Linked DNA regions of Homo sapiens: region 2 is linked to region 1. Evidence: chromatin contacts called from ENCODE Hi-C data. All regions are on one chromosome and are shown on one strand. Each heading gives the region's core, a stretch centred on a gene start or an enhancer-like site at or near the end of the contact. The rest is flanking DNA. Distances are from core to core; before and after follow the strand shown. Region 1 has its middle 16 kb from the start of LINC02130. Region 2 has its middle 38 kb from the start of ERCC4.

Region 1 (5,625 bases), core at 942-3,441:
ACCCTGTCTCTACAAAAAATTAAAAAATTAGCCAGGCTTGGTGGTGTGCACCTGTAGTCCCAGCTCCTTGGGAGGCTAAAGGAGGAGGATCACTTGAGCCCAGGAGGTGGAGGCTGCAGTGAGCCATACCCGTGCCACTGCACTCCAGCCTGGGCCACAGAGTGAGACCCTGTTTCTAAAAAACTTTTTTAATTTGAAAGACAAAAAAACACACACTTTCATATGTTCCGTTTCTTGATCCAGATGCTTATTACATGGGAGTTTTTGCCCGAAAATTCCATCAAGCTATACATTTATGATCCATGCATTTTTCTGCACATATGTTATATTTCAATCAACGTATTCTAAAGCACACACATGCTGAAAACAGCCGACCTACCATGGGGTTAACAGAGGCCTCCCCTGGGGGGTAGGTTTATGGATTTCATTTTTCTCCGTTATGTTCCAAGTTGTCTGCAATAAGCCTGCATTCACTTTGTGGAATAAAAAATACATGTATGTCATTAAAAAAGTGCTAGAGATGGCACATTCCCTCTCAGATCCTTCCCTGCTCCCAAAACTATTGTAAAAGGAGGTGAGGATTCGAATGGAAATTTGGCTGCCTCAAGATTCTTTCCAAATTAATATTTTTAGCACGATTACGCACCGCTTCAAATGTCCTGCTAATGATATGTTGTCCTGATTATCCAAACTGTCTTTCTGCGGAGTGATTTGTGTGGCTCCAGCAGGAATCTCACCTGTGTCCTCTTCCGGAGGGCGAGGTAATAATAGGACTGACCTCATGGGTGGCCAGGAGGCTTAGCTGGGATAATGCACATGAAACCCCATGCACGGGGCTCTGGCACAGGGGACCGGCTGCCTCAAGTACCCTCCTGATTAGGGAATGCCCAGAGAGCGGCCCAGGTGCCTCAGGGTCCTCGGTTCATGGCTCAGTTTATTTGGGGAAGTCTGAGACCCTCCCCTGTTCCATGTTGTCATCCCTGCGGGATGGACAGGGATGCTGGGGGCTGCCCTTCTCTGGCATGTTTTCCCGTTTTGCTCCCCCACTTTTTAAATTTAAATTTAAATTTTTATTTATTTTGTTTTTTTGAGATGGAGTCTCACTTTGTCACCCAGGCTGGAGTGCAGTGGTGTCATCTCAGCTCACTGCAACCTCTGCCTCCTGGGCTGAAGTGATTCTCTTGCCTCAGCCTCTCAAGTATCTGGGACTACAGGTGCCTGCCACCATGCCCGGCTACTTTTTGTATTTTTAGTAGAGATGGGATTTCACCATGTTGGCCAGGCTGGTCTCAAACTCCTGACCTCAAATGATCTGCCCACCTCAGCCTCCCAAAGTACTGAGATTACAGGCGTGAGCTGCTGCGCCCGGCCCCGCTTTGCCCCCTTTTAATGAATCTTGGTGCCCTTTTCCTTCTGTCTTCCTCACTTGTTAGGGTTGTGTGCTATTTCATCTTGTGCGTTTAAGACATGGGGTCATCACTGTTCTGTGATCACAGGAAAGCTCAAAGGAAGCTGACAGCGGTGAGATGGTGGCAGGACTGGAGGAGATAGAGAGGGGATGTGTGTCCTTGTGTCTCCTGGGTCTCTGCTGCCACCCAACCCCCCGCCCCCCCCCCCCACTCTTGGCTTTGGAATTTGGGCTGAGTTGTATATGAACCTGGTCTCCTTGGCCAATATCTGTCCAAATTACCAATGCAGAAATCCTCTGTCCCAGCTGGTCTGCAGCCCAGCAGTAATCCTACAGATAAACTGGGGCTTGTGAGACCTTATTTACCTCTGAGGTTATTTTTTGCAACATTGTAAAAGCGAAAGATTGAAACAACCTAAACCCCCTTCAGTAGGGCACTAGTTAAAAATAAATGGCACCATCTGTATAACCGCATATGCTATGCAGCTGTGAAAAACCAGGGAGGAAGCATTTCCAAGCTTTATTAGGTAAGAAAAGCAAGTATGCACAAAGCAAGTATACCTCTTTGTGTAAAAAGGGGAGGACGTGAGAATATATTCCTGTGAGCTTACATTGCATAAACTACAGCTACTCACTGAATGGTGAAATGTTACTTGTGGAGGTGGAAGTGAAACTTCGTGGTTAGGGGACTTGGGGTTGAGAGCAGGACACAGATTTGTTCATTGCCTTTTGGTGAGCATGTACACGCACAACTTTTCAAAATCTTAAACTTAGAAAAATGTAACATCATTAAAGCATAGCATGTTTTGAGTGTAGCGGTTTCGGTTTGAGTGTCACACTGGATCTTGTTTCAGCCTGTCAGCTGTGTGACCTTGGGTAAGTTACTTAACTGCTCCGTTTCCCCATCAACAGAATGCAGTTCCAACCTTGGGCTACTCAGATGGGTAAATGAAATAAACTACTCCCTCCTTCCCTCCTCCCCATCCTCCTCTCCTCCCCTCCCCCATCCCCTCCTCTTCCCTCTCCGCTCCGCCTCCTCCTCCCTCTCCCCTCCCCTCTTCCTCCTTCTCCCCTCCTCCTCCCTCTCCCCTCCCCTCCTCCTCCCTCTCTCCTCCTCCTCCCTCTCCCCTCCCCTCCTCCTCCCTCTCCCCTCCCCTCCTCCTCCCTCTCCCCGCCCCTCCTCCTCCCTCTCCCCTCCCCTCCTCTCCTCGTCCCTCTCTCCTCCTCCCCCTCCTCCCCTTCCCTCCTCTCCCTCCTCCGCTTCCCTCCTCCCCCTACTCCCCCTCCTCCCTTCCCCCTCCCCTCCTCCCTTCCCCCTCCCCTCCTCCCTTCCCCCTCCCCTTTCCCCTTCCCTGTCCTCCCTCCTACCCTCCCCTTCCCCTTTCCTTCCCCCTTCCCCCTCCCCCTTCCTCCTCCTCCCTCTACCTCTCCCCTCTTCCCCCTCTTTTCCTCTTTCCCTCCCCCTCTTTTCCTCTTTCCCTCCCCCTCTTTTCCTCTTTCCCTCCCCCTCTTTTCCTCCTTCCCTCCTCCCTCTGCCCCTCCCCCTCCCCCTCCTCCCATTTCTTCCCCTTCCCCCTCCCCTCTCTGCCCCCCACCTTGCTTTCATTCCCCTCCCCCTTCCTCCTTCCCTCCCCCTCCTCCCCTTTCTTTCCCTCCCCCTCCTCCCCTTTCTTTGCCTCCTCTCCCCCCTTTCCCCCTCCTCTCCCCACTTTCCCCCTCCTCTCCCCACTTTCTCCCTCCTCTTCTTCCTCCCCCTGCTTTCCTTCCTCCCCCTTCCTCCCTCTCCCTTTCTCCCTCCCCCTTCTACTACTCTCCCCTCTGTCCCTCCTGCTTTCCTCCCTGCCTTCCCTGCCATGCCTTTTCCCCTCCCACCTTCCCTCCCTCCCTCCCTCCTGCCTCCCCCACCTTCCCCTGTATATATGTTGGTTAATATCCAAAATATATAAAGAACTCCTACAACCCAATAGCAAAAAACCAAATAGCTCCAAAAATGGGCAAAGGACCTGAGCAGACTCTTCCCCAAAGAAGACAAATGAATGGTCAAGAGGCATATGAAAAGGTGCTTGACGCCACTCAGCAGGGAAATGCAAATCCAAAGAACAGTAGGCTATGGCCTCACACCTATTAGGGTGGCCATTCTCAAACAGAAGGTGGCCAGGCGCGGTTGCTCACGCCTGTAATCTCAGCACTTTGGGAGGCTGAGGCAGGTGGGTCACTAGGTCAGGAGTTCAAGACTAGCCCGGCCAACATGGTGAAACCCTGTCTCTACTAAAAATACAAAAAGTAGCCGGGCATTGTGGCGGACACCTGTAATCCCAGCTACTCAGGAGGCTGAGGCATGAGAATCGCTTGAACCCAGAAGGCGGAGGTTGCATGAGCCGAGATTGGGCCATTGCACTCCAGCCTGGGTGACAAAAGGGAAACTCCATCTCAAAAAAAATAATGAAAAATAAAAACCCAGAAGGCAACAAATGTTGGCAACGTTGGGCAGAAAAAGGAACCCTTGTGCACTGTGGTGTGAATGAATGTAAGACGGTGTAGCCACGATAGAAAACAGCATGGAGTTGTCTCGAAAAGTGAAACAGAACCACCACGTGATCCAGCAGTCCCACTTCTGGGTGTGGATCCAAAAGAATCAAATTCAGGACCTCAGAAAGAGATCTGCATATCCATTGCAGCACTACTCACAATAGCCAAGATACAGAAGCGACTCAGATGTCCAGAAGCTGATGAGTGGATAAAGAAAACATGGTAGAGTGATACAGTGGAATATTATTCACTCTTAAAAGGGAACAGGCCAGGCGTGGTGGCTCACACCTGTAATCCCAGCACTTTGGAGGCCGAAGTAGGTGAATCACCTGAGCTCTGGAGTTCTAGACCAGCCTGGCCAACATGGTGAAAACTCATCTCTACTAAAAATACAAAAAATTAGCCGGGCGTGGTGGTGGGTGCCTGTGATCCCAGCTACGTGGGAGGTGAGGCATGAGAACTGCTTGAACCCGGGAGGCAGAGGTTGCAGTGACCCAAGATCTTGCCACTGTACTCCAGCCTGGGCAAGAGTGAGACTCGCTCTCAAAAAAAAAAAAAAAAAAAAAAAAAGAAGAAGAAAAAGAAAACTATTTTATTTATTTATTTATTTATTTATCTATCTATTTATTTATTTTGAGACGGAGTCTCACTCTGTCACCACACTGGAGTGCACTGGTGCAATCTCGGCTCATTGCAACCTCTGCCTCCCGGGTTCAAGCAATTCTCCTGCCTCAGCCTCCTCAGTAGCTGGGACTACAGGTGCACGCCACCACGCGCAGCTAATTTTTGTACTTTTAGTAAAGACAGGGTTTCACCATGTTGGCCAGGATGGTCTCAATTTCCTGACCTCGTGTTCCACCCGCCTTGGCCCCCCCAAAGTGCTGGGATTACAGGCATGAGCCACCGCACCCGGCCGAAAACTCTAAGTTTTTAAAAAAATTTATTTATTTTGAGACAGGGTCTCATTCTGTTGCCCAGGCTGGAGTGCAGTGGTCGAATCACTGCTCACTGCAGGCTTGACCTCCCGGGCTCAAGCTATCCTCCCACTTCAGCCTCGCAAGTAGCTGGGACTACAGGCTTGCGGCACCACACCTGGCTAATTTTTTTAAACTGATTTTTGTGGAGATAGGGGTCTTACTAGGTTGCCTAGGCTGATCTTGAATTCCTGGGCTCAAATGATCCTCCCACCTTTGCCTCCCAAAGTGCTAGGATGACAGGCATGAGCCAGCGCACCTGGCCAGAGAAGGAAGCTCTGACATGTGCGTGACATGAATGAAGCTGGAGGACTTTATGCTGAAAGGGAAAGAAGCCAGTCACAGAAAGACAAATACCGCAGGATTCCACTCATACGAGGCATCTACAACAGTCGAACTCACAAAAACAGAGTAGAATGGTGGTTGCCAGAGGTGAGGGGTGAGGTAAATGGGGAGTTGCTATTCCACAGGTATAAAATTTCAGTTATGAAAGATTAATACTTATTTTTTTTTTTCCCAGACAGAGTCTCACTCTGTCGCCCAGGCTGGAGTGCAGTGGCGCCATCTCGGCTCACTGCAACCTCCACCTCCTGGGTTCAAGCAATTCTCCTGCCTCAGCCTCCCAAGTAGCTGGGATTACAGGCACGCGCCACCACGCCCAGCTAATTTTTGTATTTTTAGTAGAGACGGGGTTTTACCATGTTGGCCAGGCTG
Region 2 (5,625 bases), core at 1,816-4,315, 400 kb after region 1:
TGCCTTAGCCTCCTGAGTAGCTGGGATTACAGGCGGCTGCCACCATGCCCAGCTAATTTTTGCATTTTTAGTAGAGACGGGGTTTCACCATGTTGGCCAGGCTGGTCTCAAACTCCTGACCTCAACTGATCCGCCTGCCTCAGCCTCCCAAAGTGCTGGGATTACAGGTGTGAGCCACCGGGCCCAGCTGACCCTCCTATTAAGATGGCAAATTCTCCAAATCACTTGCGTATGTTGAATTTGTTTGCCAAAAGATGGCAGCAGGAAAATGCTGGCCTCACCGAGACTGAAGGGAAAATGAAAGAAATAATTAATTCCTTTTGGATGAAGTCAGCAGTCAAAATGAAAGACCTTTCCCGCAAGGTTAGCAGTCAGAAGTAGATATTCCAGAATATCTACAGCAAGAGGAAGGAAAAGCCTCCTTTCCCATCATTAAGGGCATTTATCTGAAATAGAGAGAGATCATGTACTTTTCAGAAGATCATAAGCAAGTCCATGCATGGATACACGTTCATATTTTCCCACTTGAAGTTATTTACATTAAAAAAAAAAATCCGGGCCACTCCACCCTCATGGCTGCCTGCTCTTCGATTAACCTGGCTTGCCGAAAGACTTTGTTCTTTCTTTTGTGCCATCTAAGCACACACGTATTCATTTCTCCCTAAATTAATTTGCTCCCTGGTGTGCTGGTTTCCAAGCTTTAAGTCATTTCACGTGTGTGTGTTTTGTGGCCACAGCCCAATGGCACAGCTCTTGCATGCTGTCATGCTGTTGGCTTGACTCAACTTGAATTTGCTGAAACCTGAAGGCAAAAACAGCCTTCTCCTGTCCTGTGGCCGCCTGGGGTGGGGTACCTTGAAGGTGCTTCTTTTTCCTTTGCTACTAGGTTGGTGTAAAAGTAACTGCGGACAGGGCACGGTGGCACATGCCTGTAATGCCAGTGCTTTGGGAGGCTGAAGTGGGTGGATCACCTGAGGTCAGGAGTTCGAGACCAGACTGACCAACATGGCAAAACCCCGTCTCTACTAGAAATACAAAATTAGTCAGGTGTGGTGGCACATGCCTGTAATCCCAGCTACTCAGGAGGCTGAGGCAGGGGAATCACTTGAACCTGGAAGGCGGAGGTTGCAGTGAGCCAATGTTACGCCATTGCACTCCGGTGTGGGCAACAAGAGGGAAACTCTATCTCAAAAAAAAAAAAAAAAAAAAAAGGAATTGAGGTTTTTGCCATTGAAAATAATGGCAATAACTGCAATTACTTTTAAAAAATGTTTTATTTATTTTTTGATTTTCATTTTTTTTGAGACGAGTCTTGCTCTGTTACCCAGGCTGGAGTGCAGTGGTGCGATCTCGGATCACTGCAACCTCCTCCTCCTGGGTTCAAATGATTTTCCTGCCTCAGCCTCCCAGGTAGCTGGGATTACAGGCACTGGCCACCATGCCCGGCTAATTTCTGTATTTTTAGTAGAGATGGGTTTCACCATGTTGGCCAGGCTGGTCTCAAACTCCTGACCTCAAGTGATCCACCCACCTCGCCTCCCGAAGTGCTGGGATTACAGACGTGAGCCACCGCTCCTGGCATAATAACCACAATTACTTTTGCACCAATCTAATACCCAACAGCTCCCCCACCCTCCTCCAAATTTGTCACAACCTGGGTTTCACCTATCCCGACTGCCTTCATTCCCTTTTACCTAGTGAAATACGGAGTTGAGTAAAAATAAATGTTACCTACTAACACACACTCTGGGAGTCTGAGATCAGCATTGGATGCTGTGACCTCATGATCCCTTCAGGCAGGTACTCTGTGTGTGTTTGCACCCAAATACAAGCAATAGATCGGTATGGATGGGGAAGGGAGGAGGTAACACTGAACTTCATGATAAATCATAATAATAATTAACCACCACGCAGGATGACCAGTGCTCTCTTCATTGTTGCGTCAAAGGCCACCAGGCTATCTACGCTGATACTGCTCAGCTCCTGGTGTTGTGGGTCACTCCCTATAAATTCCCTCCTGTTTCATTCTGGCTGCTGGATGACTCAGTTTCTTCTTCTAATATTCTGTCTGTATCTTCCCTTCTTCTAAGTGTAGGCATTTTTAGCATTCTGTTAGTCGTTTACGGTTTCTTTACCTTAACCACTTACTTATTCAACCAATGTCTTCAGTTCTCATTTCAATGCAGGTGCCTACTACATCTTTTTTTTTCCTGCTAAACTATGTTTCTTCTAAAAAATATTTGAAGTATAATTTATATACAATACACTGCACATATTGAGTGTATGCTTTTATGATTTTGACATCTATACATTGCAAAACCATCACCGCTAAAATTACAAACATTTCTATCAATTCCAAATGAGTTTCTTTGTGAGCACAGCCAATTTTTATCCTTACTCTGGAAGCTCTATTGGTTTCGAAGGGATGTGACCTGATGCAGAAGCCCAGGGCTTAACATGGGGTCACTGATAATATTCAAGAAATCAACAGAACTCTACTCAAAAATCTACCTCTTTCTCAGGGGGAAAATTCCCAACAAGACTTGGGACTTCAAGTCTGACTCATGCTGTGTCCTGGGGCGCAGACTCGGGCTCTGATAAGAGGAAGTCAATCTGTCCTCTATTTGTTTATAATGAGTCATGCTCGAAGTCAGGCATCTAGTTTTTGTCTCTCCTCTGTCATGGTTAGGCAAGAATTGGAGGAAGATACACCCCAATTCGGAGTGCAGTGATCCTTAAAGTGTCCGAGGGCTCCAGTGTAGTTCAGGACGTGGGACTTAATGGGGACCCCTACCAATGGAGGCCGGGAGCACCAAGTCTTGGAGTTGAGGTCTACCTTCCTCCCACATCTCCAGGGCAGATGTTAGTGAGTTACAGATTTATTTGCAAGAGGAAAGGGAAAAGGCAGCTGAGTTTTCAGTAAGTCCTTGAGTCCTGTCCACTCTACCCCCTACCCCCATCTATTAGTGACAGAGGGCGGCATGAGTCACAACTCTCAGCCCAAGCCCACACTGGAGCAATTAACCACATAATTGCCTCAGTGATGAACCTTCCCCCAGCTGCAAGCCGCCCCCGGGGCAGCGCTCTAGGCTGTGAGCCAACAGCCTTCAGTTGCATGAATTGTGAAGGCCTGGGTTTAAACAGCCGAAGTTGCAATTCTTTTAGCCAATGCCTTCTTGGCTCCAATTTAAAATTCTTATACATGAGTCCTGATGGGAGCATGGAGGATGTTTCAACTAGAATTAATGTCACAATCAAGTCAACATAAAGTAGATTTATCTGCTGTTTCCATGCATTGCAGCAAAGTGCTCTGTTCTGAGAACAAATTACCATAGCAACTCAGCCGCCCCAGTTACAGTAAGCTCAGTACGACCAAAATAAAAATCCTTACCAAGTTGTAGGATTGGCGAGTGAGAGTTGCTGAACATCGACTTTCAGTTTCCAGATGACATTAGCCAGCATATATTTTGGTTTTAAAAAATCGCTGAAAGGGAGGCTTTAAATAATAACAAAATTATAAAGCCAGGTTACAAACAGAGAGGGGTCCTAGGCTGTTCCACCGCGAGCTTAAACACAAGCAAACTTCAATGCCAAACAGCAGCGTTTTTTTGTTAAAACAGAAGGCTGCCGAAAAGGCTCATTACTACTTATCGTGGCGTGCCCATTCCGTTTCACATGGTGGGGAGCATGATCAGGTTGATGCTGGTCTTTAAGAAGAAGCAATTCAATACAAAAACAGGTTTTCTGTAGGTGTGAAAGGAAGAAAAGCAAAACCACGTTCGTTTTTTTCCCTCCACCCCCATCCCCCACAATACTAAATTTTGGTTCTGCCTAATTCTCTGTTCTCTCTCTAGTGCCTTCCTTCTCCCACTTTGCTCTGCTCCCTCATCCTGATCACCAACAAGCAAAATCGCCCCTCTGTTCAGCCTGCCCATCCTCGTTTTCTTCATCCTCACCACCCCCCATGGCTTCCTCAGACCCCCAGGCGGGCGTGTGCCCCTAGGTCTCCTGGACACACCACACAGGATGACCAGCGCTGTCTTCATTGTTGCCTTGAAGGCCGCCAGCGCTCATACGGCTCAACTCCTGATGTTGTGGGTCACTCCCTTGAAATTCCCTCCTGTTTTCATTCTGGCTGCTGGATGACTCAGTTTCTTCTTCTAATTTTCTGTCTCTATCTTGCCACCTCCTAAGTGTAGGCATTTTTAGCGTTCTGTTAGTCGTTTCAGGTTTCTTTACCTTAACCACTTATTTATTCAGCCAATGTTTTCAGTTCTCACTTCAGTGCAGATGCCTACTACATCTTTCTTTTTTTCCCCCTCTTTTGACACAGTCTGTCTCTGTCACTCAGGCTGGAGTGCAGTGGTGCAATCTCCGCTCACCGCAACCTCAGCCTCCCAGGCTCGAGAGATTCTCACGCCTCAACCTCCCAAGTAGCTGGGACTACAGGTGTGGACCACCACGCCCGGCTAATTTTTGTATTTTTAGTAGAGATGGGGGTTTCACTATGTTGACCAGACTGCTCTCGAACTCCTGGCCTCAAGTGATCCGCCCACCTTGGCCTCCCAAAGTGCTGGGATTACAGGCGTGAGCCACCACGCCCAACCCCTACTACATCTTGTATTGAGACTGTCCCCTGGCTCTCTGCTATCTCAAAATCAACCTGATCAAAACCGTACTTCTCCTTTCCCATCAAAACTGTACTTCTCCGTTTCCAAATCAAGTCCTTCTCTAGACTTTAACTTTTCTCTTCAACAGTCTCATCATCTCCTGAGCCCAGGCTTAAAAAGTAGGCATTATTTAGACTCTTCCCGGGCATACATTTCATTTGCCACCTTCCAAAGATTGTCCTTCCTTCCATTTCGAAAGCTGTCATTCTAGTTCTGGCCTTCGTTACCTGTTGCTTAGATTGTTACAACAGCTTCTGAGGTGGTCTTTTCACCTCCAATCCTCCCTTCTAGACAGCAAGGTCTGGCAGAAAGATGACAGGTTTTGGAGTCTGAATCTGCAATGTCCTTCCACTGTGGCTTTAGTCACTTAATCTCTCAGTATGTCTCTTTGTCTGTAAAGGTAGCATACACAACCCACATGGCACACTGTAAATTAATATTAGTTCCTTTCCATTTCAAAATCTCTACTGCCAGACCAAAATTTTAAAAGTCTTCTGGTTCATTTTTTCCTTAATTGAACATTCGCTTTTCTACTGAAATGAGAACTCCTCATCCTAGCCCTTAAGAGACTCCTACAATATGGCCCTCGTATTGCTCCTACTTAGCGTTCACAACTCCCTCTTTAAACATTATTCTATTTCCCATCTGTTTCTTCACTAATGTGGTAGACCGGGGCTGAAGTGCAGAGCCCTGCATCTGTCTGCTGAAATCCTAGCTGTTTTTTAAGACCCATCTCGAATTCTACCTCCTCTCTGAGGCTATTCCTGTTCCCTGCAGGGATATGACCTCTTCCTCTGACCTCAGGAACACTTCTATCTCTCTTGTGGATTTTTTATTCTTCCACCTGCTCATTTTCTGCCTCTGACTTCTCTTCACTGCAAGACTGAATGTCCCTCGATGGCGTGGACTGTTTGTTATAGCATCAAACCCAGAGAGAGCCCTCTGCCTTATGCAC

What was found. Hi-C counts contacts between places; a loop is a spot of excess contacts on that map. Pooled maps may share reads with other maps.
Region 2: a loop to region 1 is called in a map with no recorded cell type, with 10 times the contacts of the local background. The contact joins two enhancer-like sites. A Hi-C loop is called at or near these places in 4 of 37 single-sample maps with no recorded cell type and 5 of 50 pooled maps.

Annotation. Positions count from the first base shown.
Region 1 is chr16:14,351,422-14,357,046 of GRCh38, reverse strand. No RefSeq gene overlaps it. Among named protein-coding and RNA genes, the nearest start is that of LINC02130, 16 kb to the left of the region's middle. RefSeq lists enhancers at 2,163-2,262, 3,236-3,765 and a silencer at 2,383-2,442. Within about 2 kb of position 2,191, at least 5 of the 41 ENCODE cell types and tissues checked have a DNase peak (open chromatin) inside an H3K27ac peak, as active enhancers do.
Region 2 is chr16:13,954,956-13,960,580 of GRCh38, reverse strand. No RefSeq gene overlaps it. Among named protein-coding and RNA genes, the nearest start is that of ERCC4, 38 kb to the right of the region's middle. RefSeq lists enhancers at 2,772-2,891, 2,705-3,904 and silencers at 2,992-3,051, 3,072-3,121, 4,362-4,431. Within about 2 kb of position 3,065, at least 34 of the 41 ENCODE cell types and tissues checked have a DNase peak (open chromatin) inside an H3K27ac peak, as active enhancers do.